Regions from separate parts of the Homo sapiens genome. Here region 2 is linked to region 1. A link is a loop called in an ENCODE intact Hi-C map of the cell type or tissue named here. Cell type or tissue: dorsolateral prefrontal cortex. All regions are shown on one strand. Links, peaks and the distances in the headings refer to the core of each region. The heading gives the core; the rest is flanking DNA. Region 1 holds the start of MGAT3 (beta-1,4-mannosyl-glycoprotein 4-beta-N-acetylglucosaminyltransferase). Region 2 overlaps TAB1 (TGF-beta activated kinase 1 (MAP3K7) binding protein 1).

Region 1 (15,100 bases), core at 2,434-10,433:
CTAAAAATACAAAAAATTAGCCGGGTGTGGTGGCGGGCGCCTGTAGTCCCAGCTACTTGGGAGGCTGAGGCAGGAGAATGGTGTGAACCCGGGAGGCGGAGCTTGCAGTGAGCCGAGATTGTACCACTGCACTCCAGCCTGGGCAACAGAGTGACTCCGTCTCAAGAAAAAAAAAAAAAAAAAAGAGATCAAGACCATCCTGGCCAACTTGGTGAAACCCTGTCTCTACTAAAAATACAAAAAATTTGCTGGGCATTGTGGTGCACACGTGTCTTCCCACCTACTCGGGAGGCTGAGTCAGAAGAATCGCTTGAACCCGGGAGGCGGAGGTTGCAGTGAGCCAAGATCACACCATTGCACCCCAGCGTGGTGACAGAGTGAGACTCCGTCTCAAAAAAAAAAAAAAAAAAAAAAGGCAGAGAAATTGCAAGCATTTCAGAGGGCTGCCAGTGGATGGGACAAGCTCAGCTGAATGGAGTGTATGTGGGGGAGGGTAGAAAGGGGACAGATCTGACTTCACCTGGCCAGTGTTGGGGAAGGAAGTCGCCAACAGAAGAACAATGAGTTTCACAAATTTGGAAAGGAGAGCTTTATTTCTCATAAAGGGTTGCAGCCTGCAGGGCAGCCATTCTGACAGGCTGGGAAGCATAGCTTCCAGCCAGAAGCCAGGAACACATGCTTCAAGGGAGGGGCAAAGGGAACAGGAATTTATACAGAGCAGGGTGGCTGAATATACATATTTAATAAGCTATAGGGGGAGTCATGAATATTGATGTAAGGAGAAACAGGGACCTGTGCAATTAAGCTTCATGCCCCTTAGTGAGTCACACATGCAAAAAAATGGTGGCGTTAGTGTGATCGCAGGGTGTTTTTCAGCCCTCTGATGTCAAAAGGTGAAGCACAGGACCCTACTGTGTGCCAGGCCTCTGTGAATGCGGGAGGGGAAAAGAGTGACAGGGGCTATGTGGGAGGAAGGAATTGGGGGCTGTGTCCCCTTCTGGCCAGCTCTCAGGCAGGCTCCTGGCACCACAGGGCCTGAGCTGGGAGGGTAGAGGGTGGAGGGTGGGGCCTGGTGTGCCTGGCTGTGCCCGGCTGTGCCCAGGGCTGGCTGTGTGCGACTGAGCAAGTCACTTATCTCTGACGAACACCTTCACTGGGCGTCCACTTTAGACTGTCTGGACAATGGTTTCTTATCAGGAAGGGATGATGGTCAGTTATTGTGTCAAAACTGCAAAAGAGGGATAGCATCGGACAGCTGGTTGGTATCAGTGGTGAAGTCTTTCAAAAGGGCTGGTTTCTGGCTAGCCCTAACCGTCAGCAGGCTTTCTTCCCTAAGGAAGGGGTTCAGGAGGGGCTGTATCGAGGAGTGTCTGACCTCCCATTCTGTTGTAGCCAAGCACTCAGCTTTCAAGGTTTCTCTGGGGTTCCCTTGGCCAAGACGGGGGGCTGTTGGGGGGCTTGGGATTTCATTTTAATTTCTCAAAGGACCCTTTATCAAACACCTTCGGTGCTGCCCAGCACCACCTTGTCACACATCCCACCTCCCTCACCCTCCCCACACGCTGTCAGGTGGCCACCTTTATGCCCACTCTGCAGACCAATGGGCCTAGGCTTTGAGTGTGGAGCCCTGGCGCAGCTCGGAGGGCCCCGACCGGAGCCAGCTCACTCTGCCCACTGCACCGCCATGCTCCCTGACCACCTGGAGCCTTGGCAGGGCTGGGGCTTGATGGCTTGGTTCTCTCTTTCTTTCTTTCTTTCTTTTTCTTTTTCTTTTTTGATAGGGTCTCACTCTGTTGCTCAGGCTGGAGTGTAGCGGTGCGGTCCTAGCTCGCTGCAACCTCCACCTCCCGAGTTCAAGGGATTCTTGTGCCTCAGCCTTCCCAGTAGCTGGGACTACAGGCATGTGCTACCACGGCCGGCTAATTTTTGTATTTTTAGTAGAGATGGGGTTTCACCATGTTGGCCAAGCTGGTCTCAAACTCCTGGCCTCAAGTAATCCGCCTACCTTGGCCTCTCAAAGTGCTGGGATTACAGGCGTGAGCCATTGCGCCTGGCCTGTGGCTTGGTTTTCATGGCATGGGTGAGGAGCCTCCCCACCTGGAGACCCAGGGCCAGGAGTGAGATGCCCCAGGGAGGTGGAATGCGGCTCCCACAGGCCAGGCAGCAGCTGCTGAAAGGGTAACAGACCTAGCAATTGTTCCCAGAGCCAAAAAGGCCTGGGTGAAAGGGGACAGCAGGGCTGTAAGGAGACACCGCCTGAGATTGGCTAATCTTGTATCTGGGCTTTTCCCACCTCCAGCTCCCACAGCCTCCTTGTCAGGCAGCTCAGCCCCTAGAGGAGCAGTGGGGCAAGAGGGCCACCAACCACCCTCCCCCATATCACCATGGAGCTTGGAGCCCCAGCCTCCCCCACGTCATCGTGGGGCCTGGAGGACGGCTGGGAGAGGATGGAGAGAACCAGATTCCATTGATGTCAATGCGATGTCAGGGCAGTGATTCGTCCCATTCTGCAGATGAAGATACTGAGGCTTAGGGATTGAAATGACTGGAACACTTGGCGAGCTGGCATAGAACCCAGGTCTTAAGCTCCCTGGGATTCAGCTTCTCCACCTGCTGAGCACCTCCGTGCCTACTGTGTGCCAGGCCTCTGTGAATGTGGGAGGGGAAAAGAGTGACAGGGGCCATGTGGGAGGAAGGAATTGGGGGATGTTTACCCTTCTGGCCAGCTCTCTGGGAGGGAGGCTTCTGGCACCACAGGGCCTGAGCTGGGAGGGTGGAGGGTGGGGCCTGGTGTGCCCAGCTGTGGCTGTGTGACCGAGCAAGTTACTTATCTCTGACAGGCTGGGCGTGGGGAAGATGTACTTGCCACACAGCGCCCAACACACTGAGTGCCGCATTGAGGACATGGAGGCGGACTTTGGTATGAACCCAACAAGGCTGACTCCACTTCGGCCTCCCAAGAAGCTTGGGAATCTGGAAAGGTCAGGAGAACAAAGACCCAAGCTGGGGGAAGATGGAGAGCAAGCAAGTCCCCTGACCCTGGCCAGCTCTGGGCAGGGCAGCTTCCCTGGGGAGTGGGGCGTGTCTTTACTTCTCACTGGGCCTCAAGGGCAGGGGCTGGGGCTTGGGCAGGTCCTCCTCCCCTTTGCCAGGAGCAATGGAAATGGAGGAATGTGATTATTTTGTGCCTGCCTTCGTGCTTGGGGGCCAATGTCAAGGTTTTCTTGATGCTCAGAACGAGTTCAATGGAGAATCCAGACTTGAAACAGCACTTCTTTCATGGGCTGAGGGACGCCCAGAGTTGCTGCTGAAGGCTCAGGGAGGGAGAGAAGGTTCTGGGGAAGGAAAGTGTCTGTGAGGCGGTCCCTTCCAGAGGGGAATGAGTCCCAGGCAGGGAGAGCTGTGGCATGGGGAATTGGGGGAGGGGGACACATTTGAGCAGAAATTGAAGGTTCTTTGGGGGCCGGAGAAGAAGGGGCAGAGAGGGTTGAACAGCCAGGCTGGGGAGAGGAGGAGGGCAACATTTTTGCAGGGCAGAATAGACTGGATTTTGGGGGAGTGACAATTACCTTAAGCACATGTCATGGAGATGATTTATTTTTTTTTTGAGATGGAGTCTTGCTCTGTTGCCCAGGCTGGAGTGTAGTGGCATGATCTCGGCTCACTGCAACCTCCGCCTCCTGGGTTCAAGCAATTCTCCTGCCTCAGCCTCCCGAGTAGCTGGGATTACAGGCGTGTGCCACCACACCCGGCTAATTTTTGTATTTTTAGTAGAGATGGGGTTTCATCATGTTGTCAGGCTGGTCTTGAACTCCTGACCTTCTGATCCACCTGCCTCAACCTCCCAAAGTGCTGGGATTACAGGCATGAGCCACCATGCCCGGCCCATGGAGATGTTATAATGGAATGTGCTTAGAGTGATAGGAACTAGGAATGGATCTTACACTTTCAAATGGTTGGGAAAACATCAAAAAATGTTTCTGGACACGTGAAAATGACACGAAATTCAAATTTTTGTGTCCATAAAGTTTTATTGGAACACCGCCAGGCTCATTCTTTTACGTATTGTCTATGGTTGATTTTATGCTACGATGGCAGAGTTGAGTAGTTGGGACAGAGACCATATGGCTGGCAAAGCCTAAAAGATTTACAATCAATCTCTTAAAGCAAATGGTTTGCCCACCCTTGCTTAGAGAGAGCCTCCAGGAAGAAAAGAGCAGTGAGGGTGACGTTGAAGAAGGGGGCAAGACTAGGTCACCAGGGGCTCCCTGTGCCCCGCCCAGGCACTGAACTTAAGCTGAGGGCAAGTGGGAGCCATTGAAGGTGCAGGCAGGAGAGTGACCTGCTCAAGTGAATGTTGGAGTAGGATCACTCTGCCTCCTCAGCAAGGATGGATGAAGCTGGGCACGGAGGCACCTGGAGCAGGTAGACCAGCCCTAGGCAGCCCGGATGGTTCAGCAAAGGCCTCTGGGACTATTCTGGAGCACATTCGCTGGGATATAGAATAGGTAGCGCATCCCTGCACCTTCGACGATGGCGGCGCAGAGATGTCTGCTGCGTACCCACAATGCCTTGTGCCTCGCACCGCGGGAGGAAGTGGCTGCTCTGTAGGCCCCAGAACGGAACCACTTGAAAGGCGGGAAACACGTGGGGGACGCCTCTGAGCCCTGAGAGGAATGGCCTAGAGCAAGGCCACGAGGAGCCAGGGCACGACACGGTGGGCCCTCGGAGAACCGCTGGTGGGCAAGTGGCAGGAGAGTAGGCTCAAGAGGGTTGGCAGGGCCGACCGGGCCTAGGGTGGCCGGGTGAGGGGGGCGGGGGAGGGGAGGCCCCCCCAGTTACCCCAGGAGTGCGCAGGTGGCTTCGGGCATGTGAGGGACGGAGGGGGTCGGACGGAAGGACACAGGCCGGTGTACAGCGGTCACCCACGCCCCAAGCAGACACACAGACTCTGCAGACACCGTAACAGGCCCGGCACCGTGCACACATCACAGGCCCAGGCCTCTGCACATGGTCACAGATGCCTATGCGAAATCCCGGCCCAGGTTCACGCGGGCACAGGCGCATCCACGCACACACCGCAACACGGATCTGCACGTCCATGCACACACAGGCACAGACTCGGGCACACGGAGTCACACCGACCCGGGCACGCTGCGGAACGCACCCGTCCACGCATACACAGAACGGGACTTGCTGCCCCGCACGCACACCAGGCCCGCACTCCGAACTACCCGCATTCCCCGCACACGCCCCCGCGCAGGCCGCCCCGGGCCGTGGGCCGGCGCACGCACGGTCACAGGAGGGGCGCGCGCACACTCGCACTCACACACACTCGCTCGCACACGCACACACTCGATCCAGCACGCGCGGGCGGCGCGGGGCGGCGGCGGCCGGAGTCTGCGGTGCGAGGCGCCCCCGGCCCGGCGCGGCGGCGGAGCCCGGCTGGCGGGGGAGGGGAGGGGGTTGCGGAGGGGGCGGGGTGGGGGCCGGAGCCGCTTGAGCCGGCGGGAGCGGGCACCCCTGCGCGCCGCGCTCGGCCTCGCCTCCGCGCCCCCCGCGCGCCCGCCGCGGTCCCTCCCCCGCGCCCGTCCGCTCGCCGGGCCCCCGCCGCCGCCCCGGGGTGCAGCCGAGCGGCCGCGCCGGGTCCCCGGGACGGGGTGGAAGTGGGGGTGGGGGGAGGGGATCGGGGCCGGGCCGGGGCCGCGCTGCCTGCGATGCCGGGCGCCCGCCGCAGCCGCTGCCGCCGGAGCCCGGGATGGGGCGAGAGGCTGCGGCGGACGCCAGCATCTCCCCGCCGGGGACCCCGGGGGCCGCGGAGCCGCCGCCGCCGCTGCTGCCGCCGTTGCTGAGACCCAGCGGGCGATGGGTGAGTTGACCCCGGCGTCCTGGGGGGCGCCGCGGCCCCTCTATCCCCGCGCTGCCCGCCCTCCCGCGCTGCGCTTGGCGCCCCCCGCCCGGCTCCGCGGCCCACTCCCCGAGCGTGACCTTAGGGGGCGGGCGCGGGCGCACTGGGGCTGGGGGCCCGGAGGCCGCGGTGGGGGCGGGATGCCGGGGAAGCCGCTCGGCGCGGGCCCCCTCCCCCTACCCGCCGCTCCTCCGAGCTCCCCGGTCCCCGGAGGGCAGAGCCTCAGCGCCCGACCCCCTCCCACGGCCGGGCGGGGGACGTCCCCGAGGCGCGGGGCTCGAGCCGTGCTTTGTGCGCGGCACCCCCCAGCCTCCGGCGCGGCTCCCCCACAACCTCCGGCGCGGCGCGGGGCTGGGGTGGGAGGCCTCCGCGCCCGCCTTCCCCACCCCCGACCCCAGACTGCGGCGGCGGCAGCCGAGGCCCAAGCGCAGTCGGGGGCTGGGCGGGTGCGGGGGCTGCGGCCGTAGCTACCCCTGGGGACCAGGCAGAGGCAAATGTGGAGAGGGCCCCCGGCCATTTACCGGGGTGGGGGCCCCCGGCTCCTTGCATTGCTCTGCCCAGGGCGGGGGAGGGAACCTGGCTGAGGGAGGGCGCTATAAATATCTGCAAATAGTGAGTTCTGGAACCGGGAGTGGGGAGGGGAGTGCGCCTGGGTGTGTGTATGGTGGGGTTCCTGAGCTGGGGTGCAGCAGGAAGGGATGCCGCGCGGCCAGACCTAGTGGTCTGAGGTCGGATGACCCCCAGCCCCGGAAGATGCCCCTGAAGGCCCCTGATGGGGTGTGGGCAGACACACTACCCCAGTGGGATTCCTCCCTGGTTCCCCACTTCATTCCTGGGACACACCAGTCCAGATTCGCCTTGATGGGGGAGTTGTGAGCACTGGCGTGTCGTTTGGGGAGGGGGAGCAGTTATGAAAGATCCAGACATGGAGCCCAGCAGAAGGATGGAGGGGAGAGCCCCCACCCCCAGGAGCTGCAGCTCTGAGGGGGTTTTCAGTCTAAGGAGTGCTAAGGGGAGCCGCTCTGGGTCCTAGGAAGGTTTGAAAGAGGGGTCCCAGCCCAGGAGGAAGAGAGAGGTTACTGGAAGAGATGACGACAGGAAGCTGCCAGAGATCTCTGGGTAGAGAAAGGTGGGAAGGGCGTTGTGGGCCAAGGGAATGGCATGAGCAAAGGCTCAGAGGTGTGAGTGTCTGGCGTGTGTTGAGAGGTGGCAGTGGGAACAGTCAGGCACTGTGGGTGCCCCCTGGAAGAAGTGAGATGAAAACGGGGCAGAGGCTGGGCAGGGAGGCCAGGTGGAGGTGAGGTGGGAGGGCACAGCAGGGAGCTGGCACTTGGTCCTGAGGACGGCAGGGAGCCAAGACCTGGCTGGGGGGATGCCGCTGGCTCAGACCCATTCTAAGGGTCTGCCTGGTGCCCTTGGTGTGGTCAGGGCTACTTGAGGCACACTGGTGATTCCTTTTTCTTTTCTTTTCTTTTCTTTTTTTTTTTTTTTTTTTGAGATGGAGCCTCACTCTGTCGCCCAGGCTGGAGTGCAGTGGTGCCATCCTGGCTCACTGCAACCTCTACCTCCTGGGTTCAAGCAATTGTCCCACCTCGGCCTCCCGAGTAGCTGGGACCACAGGTGCCCGACACCACACCCGGCTAATTTTTGTATTTTTAGTAGAGATGGGGTTTCACCAGGTTGGCCAGGCTGGTCTCGAACTCCTGACCTCAAGTGATCCACCCACCTTGGCCTCCTAAAGTGCTGGGATTACAGGCGTGAGCCACCTCGCCCAACCCTGATGATTTCTTTTTCTGTAGTAACTGGACCACCTCAGGAAGTCAGCTTTCTGAGCCTCGGTTTCCACATCTGTGAAATGGGGAGGTTTTGTTTTTGTTTTTGTTTTGAGACAGGGTCTCACTCTGTGATCCAAGCTGGAGTGCAGTGGTGTGATCATAGGTCACAGCAGCCCCAACCTCCTGGGCTCAAGGGATCCTTCTGCCCCAACCTCCTGGGTAGCTAGGACTACAGGCGTGAGCCAACACACCCTGCTAATTTTTTAAAAAGTTTTTAATAGAGATGAGGTTTTGCTATGTTGGCCAGGCTGGTCTTGAACTCCTGGGCTCAAGTGATCCTCCTGCCTCTATGTCCCAAAGTGCTCGGATTCCAGGTGTGATCAAATGGGGGAGAATTTTGAATGGAATGAGTTGCAGAGAGGGTTGAATGAGAGGATGCACACAGGGTGCCTGGCACCTGAGCAGCACTCAAGAGATCGCTGGCTGCGGTATTATTACCTGGAAAACGAGGATGCCGATGCCAGCTGGCGGGCCAGGCCAGCTTCACTGGGCAGCGGCCATGAGAATCACGAGAGGGCTGGGCTGGACGTGAACGGCAGAGAGCTGAGGGTGGGGGAACTGCGTGGTCCTCATGCAATTCTGGGAAGACTACATAAGCAGTGAGGAGTGGCCAGAGGCAGGGTGGTCTGCAAAGACAGCCCCTCTTGGCCTCATGGGCACCCACCCGCCCAGCCAAGTCATTCAGGGTATCCTGCTGTGCTCCCCAAGAGCCAGAGCCCCTTTGCTCCCCAGAGTGCAGTGATGCAGCCCCTCATCTTAGCCATCTCCAAGCCCTTCATGTGGGGACCAGGTCTTGGAACACAGTGTCCTCAGGTAGGGGTAATAATTTACTGTGCTGGACAGAGAGGACATAGGCCTTGCCCTGAGGAGATTAGAATCCATTGGGGAGCAGATACCCCTGGCACCGATGCTCCACCTAGCCCTGTGCTGGCTGCTTGGGGGCAAGGAAAGAGTCACTAAAAGTAGGGATTCCAGATCTAGTGGCCCGGTTCAAATCCCGGCCCTGCCTCTCTCACTGTGTGACTGTGGGCTGGTGACTCTGCATCTCTGTGCCTCAGTTTTCTTGTGTCTAAAATGGCGCTGAGGCGAGGCGTGGTGGCCCATGCCTGTAATCCCAACAGTTTGGGAGGCCGAGGTGGGTGGATCACCTGAGGTCAGGAGTTCAAGACCAGCCTGGCCAACATGGTGAAACCCCATCTGTACTAAAAATACAAAAATTAGCTGGGCATGGTGGCAGGCACCTATAATTCCAGCTACTTGGGAGGCTGAGGCGAGAGAATCGCTTGAACCTGGAGGCAGAGGCTACAGTGAGTTGAGATTGCGCCACTGCACTCCAGCCTGGGCAACAGAGTGAGACTCCATCTCAAAAATAAATAGATAAATAAATAAAATGGGGGTGGGGTGCACTGTTACTATTTGAACAGCTTGGCATAGTTTCCAGTGGCCATTTACTGCTCCCTTCCAGAACGAGTCTCCCGATTCACCCCTGCCTCCTTGGAGACTACACCACCTGCCCTTCGAGATGTGTTGTTTACGTGTCCCTGATGTCTTCCTTTTCTGACTGAGTCCCCCTGCCCAGGGACCTGCCTTTCCAGATCCATTGCTCCAACCGGGGGCAATAGTAGGCTGGCAACTGGCTCTCTGGGAAACAAACCCCTGATGAGTTGGCCGATCGCTGTGCTGTAAATCCTCCCCATATGGCTGATTTTAAGCCACCCATGGCCTAACAAGAGTGTCATAATGGGAGCTGGTACGTGCCAGCTTTAGTCCCCAGGCATTCAGCGGGTGCTTAATAGATGATGGTTGAATGAGGAGGAAAGGATGCAGAGAGTGTTGGTCAGCTAGATTTGGGAGCTGCGGGCGATACTGTAGGTGAGAAGGGCTTTCAGGGGGAGGCATGGGAGGGCTGGAGGTGAGGGGCCACCCTGCACCAGCCCTGGGGTGAGGCTTGAGGGAACGGAGAGCTTCTGGTGTCCTCCCCGTCCTGAGACCCTTTGCACCCCTGACCCTGACGCACACTTGCACTAACCCCTCCTTCGAGGGGCTCCTCTCCACCTTGGCCTGGCCTTGGGGTTCTGCACAGAATGGGCCCCAAGCTTAAGCCAATGAGAGCTCAGAGATGTGGCCCAAGCAGGTCCCAAACCTCATGTTCCATTCCCTTGCTGTGCTGTTCCCTCGACTTGAATTCCTCTTCCATTCACTGTCCCCTGTAACTCTGTTGTCCATCAAAAGCTTCCTCATGACCCCCTTCCTCTGTGACACCAGCCCCACAACCCAAGTCAGACAGACCCATCTCCCCTTCTGCTCTTCCCCCGATGCTACAGCCCCTCCCATGTACACGTTCCTGCCTATAAAAATATCAATAGCCAGCATGTGTTGTGTTCCTATGGCAGCCAGTGACAGAGGTTCCAGGATAGTCCCCTCTACAGATGGGGAAATTGAGGTGCAGTCTCTTGTTCACACTGACCCACTCTTTTTTTTTTTTCTTTTGAGAAGAGTCTCACTCTGTCACCAGGCTGGAGTGCAGTGGCATGATCTCGGCTCACTGCAACCTCTGACTCCCTGGTTCAAGTGATTCTCCTCCCTCAGCCTCCCGAGCAGCTGGGAGTATAGGCACGTGCCACCATGCCCAGCTAATTTTTGTATTTTTAGTAGAGATGGGGTTTCACCATGTGGGCCAGATGTTCTCAAGCTCCTGACCTTGTGATCCGCCTGCCTCGGCCTCCCAAAGTGCTGGGATTACAGGCCTGAGCCACCACACCCAGCCTGCACTGACCCACTCTTTACATCTTAGCTGCAGCATCTCTGGCTCAGGGAAGCCCACATGCTTCCTGGTGTTCTTGCTGTCAGCTCCCAGAGTATCACGCCGGTGTCTTTGGCGTGTTTGTTACGTGTTCCTGATATACTTTCAGCGACACAGGTACTGAGGAGGCCCTCAGTTAAATGTGCAGATGGATGGATGAATGGATGAATGAATGAAAGAATGAATGAATGAGTGAATGAATAATTCTCAGCCCAGGTGAGCAGCCTTGCTGTCCTGCTTATTACTCCTTCTCCATCCCTGATGGAAGGGACTGACCCTCCAGAGGGCAGCCTCACACTACAGAGGGAGGGTACAGGGACCTGCTTGGGAGGGGCTATTGTCCCCACCGCCAGGAAGGGGACAGTGAGGCTTCGGGAAGGGGCGGAGCTGCCCATGGGCTGGAAGCAGGCCAGGAACCCCCTCTCACAGCAGGGAGCTGACAAGGGGACCCACGGCCTTGCCCATAAGTCAGGAAGTTAACCGACTTGTCACGTACTTCTCCTTGGGCTGCCTGAAGTGGAATTCCCCCTTTTGGCTCACTTATTTTCATCTTTTCTATAAAAATAAAATTGAAACAATGGAAATCATTCACACACCTAATTACCGTATTGTTTATGAACTTATTTGGCTCAAAACTTTGGTTCTTACCGAAGTGGGAATCCCTTGAGAGGGGTGGGTGAGGGCCAGGCCAGGGAGACAGACCTGTGCACGTGCCAGGACCTCAGAGCCTGCTCTCCGGCTGCCCTCTCTGGGCAGGCCAGGAACTTCCCAGAAGGAACAGCCCAGAGACAGGGTTCTAAGTGAGGGAGGCCGGCCCGAGTGGGTTCTGGGACTCTGGCTGGCAGGCCTGGTGGTGGATGGCTCCCATGGTTGTCCTCCCCACCTTGGCCTCCGGGTCATCATAATTTGCTGCTCTTTATCAAGCACTTCCTATGTGCTGGGCCCAGGGCCAACCAACCACTTTCTATGCATTCTCCCAGAGATGTCTCTAACTTGCTGAGAGGCAAGCACTATTATCATCCCTGTTTGGCACTTTGAGGGTACCCAGAGTTGGGGGTCCACAGCTGGGAAGTGGCAGGGCTGGGATTGTGTCCAGCCTATAGGACCCTCAGAGAGCAGCCTCCCTCGGTCACCCAGACCTGTTCCTTCTCTCCCGTGGGCTCCCAGCAGGGCCTGTTCCCTGAGGCTTGGAGCCCTGAGACAGCCATCACTTAGCCTCTTGGCCTCCAGGCTTCCCCTTCAAGGCCCTCCTTCTGCCACTGTCCTGGGCCCTGTCTCTGGAACGCCTGCTCAATGTCACCTGGGCGGCCTGCGTAAAGTACCTGTTTGCCAGACCCTAGCCAGCCCTGCTGAGTGAGCATCTCACAACGGGAGGGCTGGAAGCCCACAGTTTAAAAAATACTGACTTGGACTCCCAAAGTAATCCTAGTACTTTGGGAGGCTGAGGCAGGAGGATTCATTGAGTCCAGGAGTCCGAGACCAGCCTGGGCAACATAGTGGGACCCTGTCTCTACAAAAAATTAAAAAAAAAATTAGGCAGGTATGGTGGCAAACGCCTATAGCCTCATCTACTTGGAAGGTTGAGGGGGAAGATCACTTGAGCCCAGGAGGTCAAGGCTGCAGTGAGCTGAGATCGCACCACCACTCTCCAGCCTGAGCGACAGAGCAAGACCATATCTCAAAAATTAAAAAAAAATAAAAAATGCTGCCCTGAGGATACAGAGGCCTGTGCATTCCAAGAGCCAGTTCACAGCTCCCTGGCATCTGTAGTGGCTACTAGATTTCCCAATCCCCAACCCTTGTAACCCAGATCCTGTGACCGAGCCCCCGCCTGTGTTCGTAGCCTGGGCCCCACCAGCTCTTCATACACCGCGCTCACCCCTGCCCCACCGCCCCCGCCATGCTGTCATCCTAGCACTTGCTGCCTCTGCCTCTTCCTGGAAGCAAGTCCCAGGCAGGGCATGATGCCCAGAGCTTGCCTAATGCACTGGGCAAATCTCTCGTGGTGAGTCCTCATCTTGCTACCTGGGGCCTGGCACATGGTTGTGGCAAATTGTGGTGGGTGAGTGATGGTGGCTGCCACAGGAGAGGGGCACAGGGAGAGCTGCAGGTGACTGGGGATGGGTTGGGCCCCCGGGCTGGCACCGGGCATGCACTAGGGCCTGGCTCTGTGCCTGGCACGTAGAAGGCATTTGATGCATATTTCTTGTCTTTTTTTTTTTTGAGACGGAGTTTCACTGTGTCACCCAGGCTGGAGTGCAGTGGCGCGATCTCAGCTCACTGCAACCTCTGCCTCCTGGGTTCAAACGATTCTCCTGCCTCAGCCTTCCCAGGTAGCTGGGATTATAGACGCCCACCACCACACCCAGCTAATTTTTGTATTTTTAGTAGAGACGGGGTTTCATCATGTTGGCCAGGCTGGTCTCCAACTCCTGACCTCAAGTGATCCACCTGCCTCCGCCTCCCAAAGTGCTGAGATTACAGGTGTGAGCCTCTGAGCCTGGCCTGATACATATTTATTTTTTTTTCTTTTTGAGACAGAGTCTTGCTCTGTTGCCCAGGCTGGAGTGCAGTGGCATGATCTCGGCTCACTGTAAGCTCTGCCTCCCAGGTTCACGCCATTCTCCTACCTCAGCCTCCCAAGTAGCTGGGACTACAGGCGCCTGCCACCACACCTGGCTAATTTTTTTTTTCGTATTTTTAGTAGAGACGGGGTTTCACCATGTTAGCCAGCATGGTCTCGATCTCCTGACCTCGTGATCTGCCTGCCTCGGCCTCCCAAAGTGCTGGGATTACAGCCATGAGCCACCACGCCCGGCCTCTGTCAGGCTTTATCTTTCTCCACTCCAGGACCAGAGCTCAGTCCTGAGCCCGGAGCACTTTGCTCTCCCCAGCTCCTGCTCATCTACGCTGGCCTCTGACCTGGTTCCTGCTGAGAAATGCTCTGAACTGGGGGCAGGGGAAGAGGGAGGGGTGCAGTCCCACACGGGCCTGGTGTCTCCTCCTTCACACCACACAGGGGATCCTCAGCTCTCTGAGGCACTCTGGGTAAGTTTCCCAGGGCCCCAGACGTTAAGGTTCCCTCTGCAAAAATGGGTGGGTTCAGCTGGCCACGTGGCCTCTCTGGGCTGATACCCTGGGCTCAGCTACACCCCTTGGAAGGTTTTCCCTTGGGATATGGGCACAAGTGAAAAACAGAGCCATACCCTCCAACTCACTGTGGGCATTCAGTGAAACCATGTGTGTAAGACGCTTTGTTAATTGTAGAACGCTGCACAAACTCATCAGGTCCCTCACCCGTCAGGCAGGCTCTACTGCAGACACTAGACACGATCGAACCACTTCCCCTGCTTAGCACTCAATTTCCATATAGTGAAATGAGGTTTATTTTGGCACCGTGGCCCATGGTTCCTGAGATATGAAAATGAAATCATGCAAAAAAACTCCAGCACTTTGGGAGGCCGAGGGGGGTGGATCACCAGAGGTCAGGTGTTCAAGACCAGCCTGGTTAACATGGTGAAGCCCCGTCTCTACTAAAAATACAAAAATTAGCCGGGCATGGTGGCGGGTGCCTGTAATCTCAGCTACTCGGGAGGCTGAGGCAGGAGAGTCACTTGAACCTGGGCGGCAGAAGTTGCAGTGAGCTGAGATTGTGCCACTGCACTCCAACCTGGGTGACAGAGTGAGACTCCGTCTTAAAAAAAAAAAAAAAAAGAAAAGAAAAAAGCCTGATAGAGCAAAATGCGCACTGCCCGAAGGTGACAGAAACCCATGTTGATGTTGGTTCCAGCAAAAGGTGCATGGGGAAGAGAAAGGCCTGCGAGGAAGGCCCAGTCAGAAGCCAGCCAGGCCCAGGGGTGGCAGGATGGTGGGGACACTGCCCTGCTTCTTTCTCTGTGCTTTCCTGATGTTCTAGAATGGATGAGAAACCTTTAAACCAGAAAAATGCAGTTGTATTCTAACAGCGGGAAGAAAAGGAGCCCCGGAGACAGCCGGCTCCTGCTTGGTCTGATTCTGGGGCCACCGCTTGCGGGCAGTGACCGGCTGTGGGGTCTCACCGTGGGGCTTGCCTAGCACCAGGCACTTCTACCAGAGCAAGTGGATCTGCGGCAGGAGGCCTGTGTTGCTCTAATTCCTGGAAATTGGGTCATGGGAGCCCAGGCCTGGAGCTCCTGGAATGCAGTGCTCTGAGAATTTTGTCCAAACACCTCTGACCTCCTTCCTCCGGGGCTGGTCCAGCCTCTTTCTTCCCCCGCGTCCCCCATGCTCCAGCCTCTTGGGCAATTGTCATACTCCGTATGTGAGCCTCACCTTCCTACTTCCCGGCCTTTGCTGATACTGGTCCCCTGCCCTCCTGAAGAGCCTGCCCCTTCCAGCCCAGCTGCTGCCAGAGCCCCCTCTCCTTAGGAAGCCCCTCCTGCCCCTCCCAGACAGAGGTGCCCGCAGGGCAGGAGCCAGGGCTGCTTGTTTCACCTCCATGCTGAAGCCCAGCGGGCGTGGTCATCCCTGTTGGCTGATGTTGTTACTGACCCCGGCCTCTAAGTGCTTTTCCCA
Region 2 (8,061 bases), core at 1-8,000, 53 kb before region 1:
CAGAGGGCAAGGTCCCTGTATAACTGTCCCCACTCTAGTTAGCATTTGGGAAACGCTGGTTGGATTGTGACATTGGGAGGGAAAATTGTAAATGGTGCAGGCTGAGTTGGCTTGCTGAGAAGAGAGCAGCCACCTGGGTCATGTAGAGTAGGTGGCTGCCAGCTTCTCCCCTTCCTAGATGTGATGGAACCAAAGGGAATTGTGTTAGGCAGAAGGCCAGCTCTACTAGCCCCAGAATGTGTTTCTCCAGGTGGTGGTGGCCTTTTTTAAAGCAAGAATAGTTAGCTTTAAACACATTGCATCTTGGTGCGTGGCAAAGGGATGGCAGGGATGTCATCAGAAGGCCCCTCCGCCCTCATGATGATCAGGACATCCCTCTCACAGGTTGTATGGATGTCCAGGTGGTGTGTAGGGCTTGCTGATGTCACATCCACTGTCTCAAGTCTGGGGAGAACAACTCAGCTCAGACACCTGCATTCAGAGATGGCTGTGAGGGCTGCTGGTCTGTGGCTACTGGGCAAATATGAATGAGGCGTGGTGCCCACCCTCACTGCGTTTGTAGATCAGCTTGGGAGGAGCATATGCCACTGATACAATACCTGGGGCACTGTCTTGTTATTGTAGACCTGTGTCAAGAGCCCTGGGCAGACAGCAGAGAATTTTAGAGGCTTTAAAGGATGAGAGGAGTTTGCCAAGCAGAGGAGAGGAGGGCCATTCCAGGAGGATGTGTATGTGTGTTTTCTTGACACGTGTGTTTTTGTTTTCATTTTTCTTCCTAGAGATGGGGTTTCGCCATGTTGCCCAGGCTGGTCTAGAATCCTGGGTTCAAGCAATCCTCCTGCCTTCGCCTCCCAAAGTGCTGGGATTACAGGCATGAGCCACCGCATCTGGCTAAGGACAGGTGTTTAAATATGTGTGCATGTGTTTGTTAAGCTTTTCACAAGTTAAGTACAATTAGTACTACAAGTCTATGTGTTGAGGGGCTGCAGAGTGGCCTGATTGGTCTGGGTCAGTGGAGGTTTGCAGGAATGGCATTTGCAAGGGTATGCTGGGGCCACTTGGTAGATCACTTGGTGGGAGCATCATTGCAGGCACTGTGGTACCTTGAAAGGTCTTTTGAAGCAAAAAGCTTTTTTGTGGGTGTATGGGGAAGACAGGATCTCACTGTCACCCAGACTGGAGTGAAGCGGTGTGATCTCGGCTCACTGCAACCTCTGCTTCGTGGGTTCAAGTGATTCTTGTGCCTCAGCCTCCCAAGTAGCTGGGATTACAGGTGTGCACCACCACACCAGCTAACTTTCATATTTTTAGTAGAGACAGGGTTTCACCACGTTGCCTAGGCTGGTCATGAACTCCTGGCCTCAAGCAATCCGCCTGCCTGGGCCTCCCAAAGTGCTAGGATTACAGGTGTGAGCCACTGTGCCCGGCCACAAAGAGGTTCTAAGGAGAGCTTGATGTGTTCAAAAGGACCCAGACCTTTCAGCCGGATAAAACAGTGTTAGTCTCATACTGGCTTTGGGCAAATCACTTTATGTCCCTGAGCCTTAGTTTCTCCAAACCAAGAGGACTCTGGGGAGTATTGTTGGTGTTAAAGGAACTGACACATTCCACTACTAGCCTGGCTTGGTTGCCCGCTAACCAGAAACTTCTACCTTCAGTGCTGCCGTGAGTGAATGCTGTTCATTCCCTTAAATGTCCCTGAGCACTCACTATGTGCTAGGCACCCTGCAGGTGCAGGAGACACCGCCTTTGTGGAGCTGATGGTCTAGTAAAGGGGACAGACAGTGAGCACCGAACAGATACAGATCATCTGTGATTTTGTAATATCCAAACTACAGCATCAGGTGGTGCTATGAGGAACAGTCTAGATTCACACACAGAATGTTGGGGGTGCCATTTTGGACAGGGTGGTAAGGGAAGACTTCTCCACATTTGATGAGATGAAAACGGGGAAATGGGGGCAGCATTCCTGCCCAAGGGAGCAGGAGATGCAAAGGCTGCTGTTTCAGGAGCCTCAGGGGTGCTGGTGCAGCTGGGTGGAGTGCCTTGGGGGAGCTTGGGAGTAGCTGAGGTCTGAGGGAGCCGGGGGCCATGCTGGGCTTCACAGGTCCTGATGTGGCCTCTGGATTCCATTCTTCATGTGATGTGAAGCTTTCATGGGGAGCAGATTGAGTAGGGACCTGATGTGATGTGACTTTTGATTGGAGAAAAATCCCTCTTTTTTTTTTTTTTTTGAGACGGAGTCTCGCTCTGTTGCCCAGGCTGGAGTGCAGTGGCGCAATCTCAGCTCACTGCAAGCTCCGCCTCCCAGGTTCACGCCATTCTCCTGCCTCAGCCTCCCAAGTAGCTGGGACTACAGGCACCCACCACCACACCCAGCTAACTTTTTGTATTTTTTTTTTTAGTAGAGACGGGGTTTCACCGTGTTAGCCAGGATGGTCTCGATCTCCTGACCTCGTGATCTGCCAGCCTCGGCCTCCCAAAGTGCTGGGATTACAGGCGTGAGCCACCGTGCCCGGCCGAAAAATCCCTCTTTTGAGTTTGAGTGGTGAGAGTGGAAGCCTGGGACCTCCTAAGAGACTCCTAGAGTCATCCAGGTGCGAGAAGGTGTCTTGGCCATGGGGATGGCAGAAGAATGGTGGGAAGTATCAGATTCCAGTTGTGTTTTGGAGGAAGAGCTCATGTGATTTGCTGATGGATTGAATGTGAGGTGTGTGACAGAGGAAGAAGAGTCAAAAAGGACTCTTAAGGTTTTGGTTTAAACAACAGTGGTGCCATTTACGGGGTGAGGGAGCCCTGGAAGAGGGGCACCCTGGGGCAGGGGGAATCAAGAGTTTGATTTTGCCTGTACTGTTACTTAATTATAAAAAAGAAAATCAGGCTAGGCATGGTGGCTCATGCCTGGAATCCCAGCCCTTTGGGAGGCTGAGGCAGGAGGATCACTTGAGGCCAGGAGTTCCAGATCAGCTCGGGCAACATAGTGAGATTCAGTCTTTAAAAAAATTAGTGAGGCATGGTGGTATGTGCCTGTAGTACTTAGGAGACTTAATGGGGTGATTGCCTGAGCCCAGAAGTTTGAGGTTGTAGTGAGGCTATGATCCCCTCACTGCACTCCAGGCTGGGTGACACAGCAAGACCTGTTTAAAAAAAAAAAAAGAAAGTAAGCTTAAAATCAATTTTTTAAACTTCGACATGTCCTGAGCAATTATATCTGAGATCATAGGTGCTGCTATCTGTGTAATTTATCTAAAGGATGTTAAAATAAATACATAGCCACTAAAATAAAAAGGTCCATGGGGGTACCACCTATACCCATTGCATACACCCAGCTGCTGCCCTAGCACATTGGAAGTGCCAACAATGATTATTAGCCCCTTTAAGAATGAATGAGGAGCTCTTTAGGATGACGACATGGAGAACCTTCAATGAAAACTCCGGTGGGAGAAGTGGGGGCCAGGAGTGGAGCTGGTCTCAGAGAAGTGGGTCATCCGGAAGGTTGGAGGTGGTGGGGGCATTGGGGCCTTGGAAGCTTTTTGGAGAGAAAGGTCTGCTGCTCCCCTGCTCCGAGCCCTCTTCCTGGGGTTGTGAGTCTCCCTTTCTGAGCTTCCTTTTTGCTTCTAAGGAATGTGGGTGCTTTTACCACAAAAACACTTGGCCTTTTCATAGCATAATTTGGTATTCAAGCTGTGGCCTGAGCTTGGAACCATTCTTTGTCCATTTCTGCTGCCCAGGACTTTGAGATGAGTCTGTGTGGGTACTTTGTGAACTATTATGTGACATGGACACATATATACATGAGGAGTGAATGCTTACATCATGCACAGGGTGTTTGTAAAGGCCTTGTTGGGTTAAATACTGTTGGATCACTGTAGAAGCTTTTCATACCGAAACATTAATTTTGGAAACTCCTTCACAAAATCAAATCAAAATTAGGTCTTTTGAAACAGGCTTCTTAACGTATTCTTGTGAAATTTCTCATGAGCAGTTCATTTCTCAGACATGGAAGAGTTAAGTCCTGCGTTCGCTGTTGTGTGTGTTGCAGTGGCTCCGCGATGAGGCTGTGCTGAGTGAGAGACGCCCCCTTCTCAGCTTCTCGCAGACTCTTGCTCCCTGCGCTCCAGCGCCGCTCACGGCTGGTGCTGGCAGGCCTGGCATTTGGGGGCGTGGGAGAAAGTATGCATCAGTGTGTGCAGGGGTGGAGGGGTGGGTGGTTTGTGTGAATAGAAAGTACATGACCTTTCTGAAAATTGTTCAGAAATGTGGAGGAAGGAAGCGAGAGACTTGGCAGTCCTGTAGGCTTTAATGGAATCAGCAATGGACGCTCGGTATGGCTAATCCTCGATGGAGATGGAAAGGGACGGGAGAACACGATCCAAGCCTACTCAGCTGCAGCAGCGTGAGTCCGCTGGGGAACACGGAGAAGACCAGATACTCTCACTCCCACTTGGTAGAACCTCCTGAGGTTCTCCGGCCACTGTAGTGAACCAGTGTCTGGCGAGCGCCCGAATTACGTGAGAAACTGCCCATGTGTCATTGGATCTAAGACACCAATGTTTTAAGGACACGTCAGTGTTTTGTCTATTGCTCAGAAAGAGAACTCACAGCTAATTAACTTGTAACATACCAACTCCAGAGACGTTAACATGTGGAAAATGTAGGTCTTCAAATCAGTGAAATAAGGTAATCTAATTAACAATACCAGGCTATAGCACAATGGTTGCCACAGGGCCACTTTGGGAGGCCAAGGCGTGTGGATCACAAGGTCAGGAGTTCAAGACCAGCCTGGCCAAGATGGTGAAACCACGTCTCTACTAAAAATACAAAAAATTAGCCGGGCATGGTGGCACGCACCTGTAATCCCAGCTACTCCAGAGGCTGAGGCAGAGAATTGCTTAAACCTGGAGGGGCAGAGCTTGCAGTGAGCCAAGATCGCGCCACTGCACTCCAGCCTGGGCGACAGAGTGAGACTGTCACCAAAAAAAAAAAAAAAAAAAAAGGAATCATTTGAGTGAAAGATAGTTTCTTGAAGATGGTCAGTGGATGATTGAGGTTTGGGAATCATGGGCCTCTGGCCCTAGTTGGATTTGAGCAGTGCCTTTAGGGTAGATAGGACTTAAAAAGACAGAAAGGGACAGGCTTTGCCTTACCATGGGTACTTTTACATATGCTCTTTGGGTAATTTTTTTCTTACTCTTTCTTTATTTTTTTTTAATTTATTTTTTATTTTTGAGACGGAGTCTTGCTGTGTCGCCCAGGCTGGAGTGCAGTGGCGCCATCTCGGCTCACTGCAAGCTCTGCCTCCCGGGTTCACACCATTCTCCTGCCTCCGCCTCTGGAGTAGCTGGGACTACAGGCACCCACCACCACGCCCACCTAATTTTTTTGTATTTTTAGTAGAGACGGGGTTTCACCGTGTTAGCCAGGATGGTCTCAATCTCTTGACCTCATGATCTGCCCGCCTTGGCCTCCCAAAGTGCTGGGATTACAGGCGTGAGCCACTGCGCCCGGCCTCTGGTCACAGTTTTTTAGAGATTGTTTGGAACAGTGAGTAGAAGGCCTTGTCTGTACAAGATACACAGCTGAGTGAGATTGTTAATCTGTCAAAGGGCAAAATTCAAAACTTTCGACAGTCTGGAAGGCTGGGATGAATGCATTAAGATGTAATTCGACTGATATAAATTTAGATTTAAAACAACCTTCTATAGTAGTTTGGCTGGGGGAGACAGACATGGTAGAAACTCACAGGAAAAGGACTTTGTTATTTTACATTACATAGAGGCTAGATGCTCATCTTCTCTTGGGTATATGAAAGCTGTTGATTTGCATACTTTGATTTTCTATCCTGCCGCCTAACTGATTTCTTTTTCTGTTTGCATTAGTTTTTCATTGATTCTTTAGGGTTGCCAGGCGTACTGTCCTATCAACTGCAAATAGAAATGACTTCTTTCCCGGTTTTTATGCTCTCATTCTTTACTCTGTCTAACTGCCTGGGCTAACACCTCCAGTTCTGTGTGAAGTAATAGAGTGGGCAGCCTTGCTATGGCCCTGATCATTTGTTGTTGTTTTGTTTTTTTTTTTTGAGAGGGAGCCTCACTCTGTCTCCCAGGCTGGAGTGCAGTGGCGTGATCTCGGCTCACTGCACGCTCTGCCTCCCGGGTTCCAGCGATTCTCCTTCCTCAGCTTCCCGATAGTAGATGGGACTACAGGCGTCTGCCACCACGCCCGGCTAATTTTTTGTATTTTTAGTAGAGACGGGGTTTTGCTGTGTTAGCCAGGATGGTCTCGATCTCCTGACCTCGTGATTCGCCGGTCTCGGCCTCCTAAAGTGCTCAGATTGCAGGTGTGAGCCACCGTGCCCAGCCTAATTTTTTGTATTTTTAGTAGAGACGGGTTTTCACCATGTTAGCCAGGATGGTCTCAATCTCTTGACCTCGTGATCTGCCCGCCTCAGCCTCCCAAGGTGCTGGGATTACAGATGTGGGCCACCATGCCCAGCCCTATGGCCCTGATCTTAATGAAGTGTTCCCCACTGAGTAAGTTGCCAGCATTAGGGCTGAAGTATACAGAGTAGCATGTTCAGAAAGGAGCCATCAGTTTCTGTTTTCTGGAGTGTTTTTACCAAGAATGGACCAAGACTCCTTAGATAAACAATAGCACTAGTGTCCATACTTACTGACCCAAACACCATTTGCCAGTTTATAAAATAATAAATTCCAGAAATATTACTGCCTCAACATTATGAAAATCAGATTTCCTAAAAAAGTACTTAGCAGTGTTGAAATATCTAGACACTATTCACGGGTACTTAATGAACAAGGCACGTGCTCAGTAGATTGATTGCCGTCAGACACACAGTTTTTCTCATTTGGGAAAGTTAGTTATTCCCACATCAGCCAAATACAGCACAGCATACAGTGGTCAGTAGATCATCAGCTTACTCCTGGTCTCCTGTTGTGAAACGCTCTCAGATGAATTGTTCTTGTGCCATGACACACCAACGTGGCAAGTTCCTCAGTTGCCTGTTTGAGCTTGTTTCTTTCTTTACTTGTGGAAGACAATTTCACTGGCGTTTTTTGTTTTTGTTTTTGTTTTTTGAGACGGAGTCTCGCTCTGTCATCCAGGCTGGAGTGCAGTGGCGTGTGCGATCTCGGCTCTCTGCAACCTCCACCTCCTGGGTTCAAGCAATTCTTCTGCCTCAGCCTTCCGAGTAGCTGAGACTACAGGCGCTTGCCACCACACCCGGTTAATTTTTGTATTTTTAGTAGAGACAGGGTTTCACCATATTGGCCAGGCTGGTCTTGAACTCCTGACTTGGTGATCCACCCACCTCGGCCTCCCAAAGTGCTGGGATTACAGGATTGATCCACCGTGCCTGGCCTCACTGGCCTTTTTTAATAGTGTATGTCTAATGTGGAACAGACCCATAAGTTGCTTGGGTCTTATTTATTTGGCTGGGAAACTATGGATTTTTTTAGAAAGATTCAAGTCCTTGGAAGCCTGTGTCTGTCCCTTATGGGAATTAGATACTGGCAGAGGAGGTAACTGTGATTACAGCATCGAAGACAGGTTTTGCATTGTGGTGACACATTTGTGTTAATATTATTCATCTCATATGAGAGGATGAGTTCATCTTAATCTCATTTTTAATCACAGCCTTCTAGAAAATAGAAATATCTTTTCCTCCCATGCTTTAAAACACCTGTGGCACTTTGGGGTGCTAAATATTGACTTCTTTGGCCATCTTTTCAGGAGGAAGACATGGGATACTCCTGACTGGGTAGATGCTTTTGTATTTCTGCTTAACCTCATAATTAATTTCATTCCAGCTGGTGGCAGGAGACAGACTAGAAAAGGAGCTACCTTTGGAAGTATATTTGCCTGGTTATAGGAGACTTTTGTGAGCTCGCTGGAAATGAAAATATACTAAGCAGATCTAAGACATAGGGGATAATTGGCAACATTTATCAGTTACCTGAAGAATACTTAATTCACTGGTTATTAACTCATTCCCATGGCCCAGAGGCCTTGCACTGCCCTCCCCCCCAGGCACATACGTGCACA

Evidence for each region. A loop is a pair of places that touch in the nucleus more often than their neighbours do. Peaks named below come from ENCODE experiments on the same cell type or tissue, not always from the same donor. Only the 100,000 strongest peaks of a DNase experiment are listed, where the experiment ranks them.
Region 2: a loop joins it to region 1, with 4 times the contacts of the local background. A loop is called at or near these places in 9 of 110 quality-filtered maps.

What each region holds. Positions count from the first base shown.
Region 1 is chr22:39,451,689-39,466,788 of GRCh38, forward strand. It overlaps MGAT3 (beta-1,4-mannosyl-glycoprotein 4-beta-N-acetylglucosaminyltransferase), which reads left to right and starts at 5,324. Exons shown (of 2, transcript NM_002409.5): 1 at 5,324-5,869. RefSeq lists a cis regulatory region at 880-1,428, silencers at 5,250-5,309, 6,040-6,309, 6,320-6,449 and enhancers at 6,770-6,969, 10,775-10,844. In dorsolateral prefrontal cortex, for the core only: no CTCF peak of the experiment used is centred there; DNase peaks (open chromatin) are centred at 5,036 and 6,518; H3K4me3 peaks cover 3,192 bases; H3K27ac peaks cover 7,202 bases.
Region 2 is chr22:39,401,423-39,409,483 of GRCh38, forward strand. The region is part of intron 1 of TAB1 (TGF-beta activated kinase 1 (MAP3K7) binding protein 1); the gene reads left to right. Among named protein-coding and RNA genes, the nearest start is that of TAB1, 5.7 kb to the left of the region's middle. In dorsolateral prefrontal cortex, for the core only: a CTCF peak has its summit at 4,105; DNase peaks (open chromatin) are centred at 4,099 and 4,419; H3K4me3 peaks cover 1,498 bases; H3K27ac peaks cover 5,734 bases.